2 separate regions of the Homo sapiens genome follow, and region 2 is linked to region 1. Evidence: chromatin loops called from intact Hi-C (ENCODE). Cell type or tissue: MCF 10A. All regions are shown on one strand. Links, peaks and the distances in the headings refer to the core of each region. The heading gives the core; the rest is flanking DNA.

Region 1 (2,903 bases), core at 199-2,698:
CCCAGGAAAAAGACCTGCTCTCCCACCTACCCAGGGGTCTGTGTGGTGCCAGTAAGACCCATCTCTGCCTAGAGGGAGAAGCTGGAGGTGGGGAGGGGAACTCACTCCACGCTGCCAGGCCAGAGCCAGGGAGGGGAAGGGGAGCAGCTTCCTCCTCCTGATACCCCACTGTGGTCTAGGAGCACCTCAGTTTCCACGCTAGATTTTAAACATGGGGCTGTCCACAGTCCAGCTGGCCCCACCTCGATGACCCACTGGGGTCTCCAGCCCAAAGGAGTTTGAGACAGGAGGACACAGGATGAAATGGAAACATTCCCGGAAGGGCTGCCAGAGACCTTGTGGGTGAGCGAGAGCAGGGTGGGGTGGCCGGTGTGCATGCCTGGTGGACGTGCCCAGAAGCCTGCACCCCCCAGGAGGCCCGAACGTGTCCCTCTGGAGTGTCGCCCCCACCCCCAGCTGTGCAGTGGGATGGTCACTGGGCCTGCCAAGTCTCCCAAGGCAGATCCTGTCCCCAGCTGGCTCCTGACATTGAATGTTCTGAGTCTTGGTCAGTTCTGCCCGATGGAAGAGCACCAAGGAGTCTTGCCCGGCAGGATAGAGAGGAGCGGCTCTGCCCCTGCCCTGGAACAAGAGCCCCGGACGTGGGTGCAGAGCCCCTCACATGAGGACCGCCCCATCCTGCCTCTGCTGAAGGGCAGGTATAGGAAGGCTGGACCCCCTCAGCGGCCCCCCGGATGTGGGTGCAGAGCCCCTCACATGAGGACCGCCCCAGCCTGCCTCTGCTGAAGGGCAGGTATAGGAAGTCTGGACCCCCTCAGCGGCCCCCCGGATGGCACCCTGGCCCCTCTACCTGCTGGCAGTCCAGTAACCTGGAGGTGGTGGCCCAGAGAAAGGCGGGAACTTCTCCCAGGGCCCCGTCCATTGTTATTTTCACCTGTCCGGCCGCCCATTCTTTTTTTGAGACGGACTCAGTCACCCAGGCTGGAGCGCCATGTGCCATCCCAGCTCACTGCAGCCTCAACCTCCCGGGCTCAAGTGATGCTCCTGCCTCTGCCTCCCAAGTAGCAGGGACCACAAGCACACACCACCACACCCTAATTATCTTTTAAGTGGAGACAGGTTTCGCTTTGTGTGTTGCCCAGGCTGGTGGTCCGTCGTCTTTTTGACCCAGGCCTGTGTGGCTCACAAAGCAGGCAATTGCAGGGTCATCCCATCAAATCTGAGCATGGCACCAGAGCACACAAGTCAGCCACCTGCGGGCCTTGGCACCCTCGTGCTCCACGCCAGGGTCCCTGTGTGCTCAAGTCTGGGCTCCATGATGGCACTGGGGTTTGTTCTGTTTGCTGCTTTGTGCGCGTGAGGCTTTCTCTGGGTGCCTGAACAGATGCCTCCAGTTTCAGTTCTTTCTGTTTGGCCCTCCCCATCCTCTTCTCCTCCAGGGGGGATTCATGGCTCGCCTCTTGGCTCTTCTGGGCACTTGGCGAGCTTCTGCGCACTTGCGTTAGCTGCTCAGGTCTGTCTGGATGTGAGAGTCGTGTCCTCAGGCCAGGAAGCACTGGCACGGAGCAGGGCTCGGTCAATGGTCTGGATAATCCAGAGTCACTTACCTTCTGCTGTGCAGTCATTTACAATTCACGCCTGTGTGCCTGATGTCTTGTGACTCAGAATCTTCAAGACAATCACAGGCTGGCCTCACGGAGGCACGAGTGACTCATTTCTCTCATCGCACCCATTCCCTCCAGCACTCTCCTTGTGCGGGGAAACCTCAGTCACCTTGAAGACGCCTCCTGAGGCCCTCTTCTGGGTGAATGGGCTTCCTCCTTCACCATGACAGGCTACTGGGGAGAGCTGGGGTGCTCCCACCCTCTCCTCACCCCAAATGGGCCTGGCCTAGCAAAACTGGCCAGAACTGGCCACTCTGCAGTGAGCTGGCAGGGCCCTCAGCATCAGATCAACAGGTTCAACTGCAGCTGCCTCTCTGGTGGGGAGGTTATAAGGCCTGCTGGCTAGACCACTGGCCCCTGGCCAGGGAGCCACCTAGGCAGTGCCAGGGAAGGACTGGGAAGGGAAGAGAACCTGCGGTCCCTGAGTGAGGCCTTGACTGCACCCTCTCCTGTGGTTCGAAAGCCACACTTGGCCAGTATCCTGCCATGCAGGTGAGGAAGCTGGGGAGGACAGGGTCCCAGAGCCTTGTCCAAGTTGCAGAGAGGAGAGCCAGCTCTCACTCTGCAGCCCTCTGTGCCCCCAGACCCCCACTGGCCCCCGGGGACACATTTCCTGCCCTTGGGATGCTTTGGCATGGATATAGTCTGGGAACAAACGGCACATCCAGCTGCCCTGCCTGTCTCCACAGAGGGGGCAGCAGACCTAGGGGGAGGTGTCCAAGACACAGGAATGAAGTGTCCTTACCAAAAGCTTCCGAGGACAGAAATAAACCCCTCCTGCCAGCTTCTGCACTGACTGCAGCTAGAAGCCGAGCTCCACGTGGGACACAGGTGTCCCTGCTGCGGCATCTCAGCATGACGGAGGCCCATCCTTGGCTTTCCTGGAGCATGAATATCCTCTGAGGAGCACTGGCCCTGGCCTTGTAGGTCTTGCTGAGACTGGCTTAGATTTTCTGGCCCAGGAGCAATCGTCACCCAACCTCCCACTTGTAAATCTCGCCACAGAATCGGCCCACAACCGTCTCTCCGGAATCTCGGCGGACCAGCCCTGCTCCTGTGTCTCCCTCTCCCGCAGAGCCACTGCCTTCTCAGGCTCCTCAAGTGCACCTAAGAGCGGGAGTCTGGCTGCCCTCAGCACTCGCGTCCCGCCCTGCAGCCTGATAAGCTTGACGCCAAGGCATTCTCCCGAGAGCCGGCCCAGCAGCTGCTGGCAGGAGAGTGGCCTCAGGGCAGCGGGAA
Region 2 (2,903 bases), core at 281-2,780, 130 kb before region 1:
GACTCCGTCTCAAAAAAAGAAATTTTTTTTGTAGAGACAGGGTTTTGCCATGTTGCCCAAACTGGTCTCCAACTCCTGGCCTCAAGGGATCCACCTGCCTCGGCCTCCCAAAGTGCTGGGATTACAGGCGTGAGCCACCGCGCTCAGCCAGAATAAACATTTTTTTCAAGCGCACACAATTTGTTTTCCAATACAGATCACATGCTGGGCCATAAACCAAGTCTCAATTAATTTAAAATAGTTTAAGTGGTAGAGAATATGTCCTCTTTCATTAATTAATTTATTTATTTATTTATTTTGAGACGGAGTTTTGCCCTTGTTGCCCAGGCTGGAGTGCAATGGCTCAATCTTGGCTTGCTGCAACCTCCGCCTCCCGGGTTCAAATGATTCTCCTGCCTCTGCCTCCCGAGTAGCTGGGATTACAGGTGCCTGCCACCATGCCCAGCTAAGTTTTGTATTTTTAGTAGAGACGGGGTTTCACTGGTTGGCCGGGCTGATCTCGAACTCCTGACCTCATGACCCGCCCACCTTGGCCTCCCAAAGGGAATATGTTCTCTGACCACAGTGGAATTAAGTTAGAAACCTGTAACAATAAGATATCAGGCTGGGCACGGTGGCTCACGCCTGTCATCCCAGCACTGTGGGAGGCTGAGGCAGGCGGATTACGAGGTCAGGAGATTGAGACCATCCTGGCTAACACGGTGAAACCCCGTCTCTACTAAAAATACAAAAAATTAGCCGGATGTGGTGGCGGGCGCCGATAGTCCCCGCTACTGGGGAGGCTGAGGCAGGAGAATCATTTGAACCTAGGAGGCAGAGCTCGCAATAAGCCAAGATCATGCCATTGCACTCCAGCCTGGGCGACAGAGCGAGACTCCGTCCAAATAAATAAATAAATAAATAAATATTTAAAAAAATAAAACAGGTGAGAGACCTCCATGTAGGGCAATGCCCTCCCTACATGGGTGTAACAGTCGTAGGGCTGGGACAGAATTCAGCTGTCCTGATCCCCCCGCTGTCCCACCCTGCAGGTATCTTTTTGAGCACCTTCTACAAGGACCATCCAGCACATCCATAGGAATGTTCCAGAAATCCACGGCCGTGCTCAGCCCTGATTCCTCACTCCACCTCATCCTCAGTCAGGCTCTGGGGCCCTCTGAGTGGTGCCACTCCAAGAGTGAAACCAGATAGGCAGTCCATGCTTTGGATGGCAGTGAGACCCAGACGCAGTTCCAGCGCTGGCCTCTGAGCGGCAGTACAGCCCCATGGACCACCAGAGCCCCTGAAGCCCAGCTCTGGTTGGAGGTGATGCCACTCTGCACCTCCCTGGCTGCTGTTTGTATTAGTCATCTATGCTGCATAACAAATACCCCACAACTTCATGATGTAAGCAGCACACGTTCATTATCTTCCAGATTCTGTGGACAGGAGGCTGGGTGGGGCTTAGCAGGGAGCCTCTGAGTCAGAGGCTCTCACAGGCTGTGGTCAAGGTGTCAGCCACGCTGAGGTTACCCCAAGGCTTGACTAAGGGGGGATGTACTTGTTTTTTTTTCCAGACCGGGTCTCGCCCTGTTGCCCAGCCTGGAGTGCAGTTGAACAGTCTCAGCTCACTGTTCCCTCTGCTTCCCAAGTTCAAGCGATTCTAGTGCCTCAGCCTCCCGAGTAGCTGGGACTACAGGCGTGTCACATCCCACCAGGCTAATTTTTGTATTTTTGGTAGAGACGGGGTTTCATCATGTTGGCTGGGCTGGTCTCAAACTCCTGACCTCAAGTGATCTGCCCACCTTGGCCTAGCTAGGTGCTGGGATTACAGGTGTGAGCCACTGCACCACGCCCACTTTTTTTTTTTTTTTTTAAGAGATGGGATCTCGCTCTGTTGTCCAGCCTGGAGTGCAGTGGCACAATCACTGCTCACTGCAGCATCAACCTCCTGGGCTCCAGCAATCCTCCTGCCTCAGCCTCCTGCAGATTCACTTCTAAGCCCACCTATGTTGCTTTTGGCCAGAAACATCAGTTCCTTGTCATGGGGGCCTCCGCACAGGGCTGCTCACAACAGGGGAGCTGCTTCTCCCAGGAGGTGGCGGAGCAGCAGCAGCTGCAGTCTTTGGTGACCAGATTGTGAAAGTGACACTCCGTCTCTTTTGCTGTGTCAGAAGTCAGTCACCAGGCATGGTCCACACTCAAGGGGTAGGCATTACACAAGGAAATGAACTGGGTTTTGCTTTTCTTGTTGAGTTACGAGAGTTCTTTTTTGTTTTGTTTTGAGACAGGGTCTCATTCTGTTGCCCAGGCTGAGTGCAGTGGTGCGATCACAGCTCAATCCAGCCTGGACCTCTTGGGCTCAAGCAATCTTCCCACCTCAGCCTTCCCGGTAGCTGGAAATACAGGCGCACACCAACACGCCCCGCTAATTTTTTATTTTTTTGTAGAGACAGGTTTCACTATGTTTCCCAGGCTGGTCTCAAACTCCTGGCCTCAAGTGATCCTCCAACCTCTGCCTCCCACAGTGCTAAGAGTACAGGTGTGAACCATCCCATCACGCCTGGCCAAGAGAGTTATTTATTTATTTATTTATTGAGACAGAGTCTTGCTCTGTCTACCAGCCTGCAGTGCCATAACACAATCTCAGCTCACAGCAACCTCCGCCTCCCAGGGTCAAGCAATTCTCCTGCCTCAGCCTCCCAAGTAGCTCGGATTACAGGCACCTGCCACCAGGCCCGGCTAATTTTATATTTTTAGTAGAGACAGGGTTTCTCCATGTTGGTCAGGCTGGTCTCAAACTCCCAACCTCAGGTGATCCACCCGCCTCAGCCTCCCAAAGTGCTGCGATGACAGGCATGAGCCACCTCGTCCGGCCCAGCATAATTTTTTTTTTCTTTTTTTAAGATGGAGTCTTGTTCTGT

What was found. Hi-C counts contacts between places; a loop is a spot of excess contacts. Peaks named below come from ENCODE experiments on the same cell type or tissue, not always from the same donor. Only the 100,000 strongest peaks of a DNase experiment are listed, where the experiment ranks them.
Region 2: it touches region 1 in a loop (12-fold over the local background); 25 of 110 quality-filtered maps call a loop at or near these places.

Annotation. Positions count from the first base shown.
Region 1 is chr16:524,065-526,967 of GRCh38, forward strand. It overlaps LINC00235 (long intergenic non-protein coding RNA 235), which reads right to left. Exons shown (of 1, transcript NR_024121.1): 1 at 2,783-2,903. Among named protein-coding and RNA genes, the nearest start is that of LINC00235, 1.9 kb to the right of the region's middle. RefSeq lists an enhancer at 2,207-2,768. In MCF 10A, for the core only: no CTCF peak of the experiment used is centred there; a DNase peak (open chromatin) is centred at 1,707.
Region 2 is chr16:390,736-393,638 of GRCh38, forward strand. It overlaps LOC100134368 (a long non-coding RNA gene), which reads left to right. Exons shown (of 3, transcript NR_024453.2): 3 at 1,032-2,225. Among named protein-coding and RNA genes, the nearest start is that of NME4, 5.0 kb to the right of the region's middle. In MCF 10A, for the core only: a CTCF peak has its summit at 1,240; a DNase peak (open chromatin) is centred at 1,286.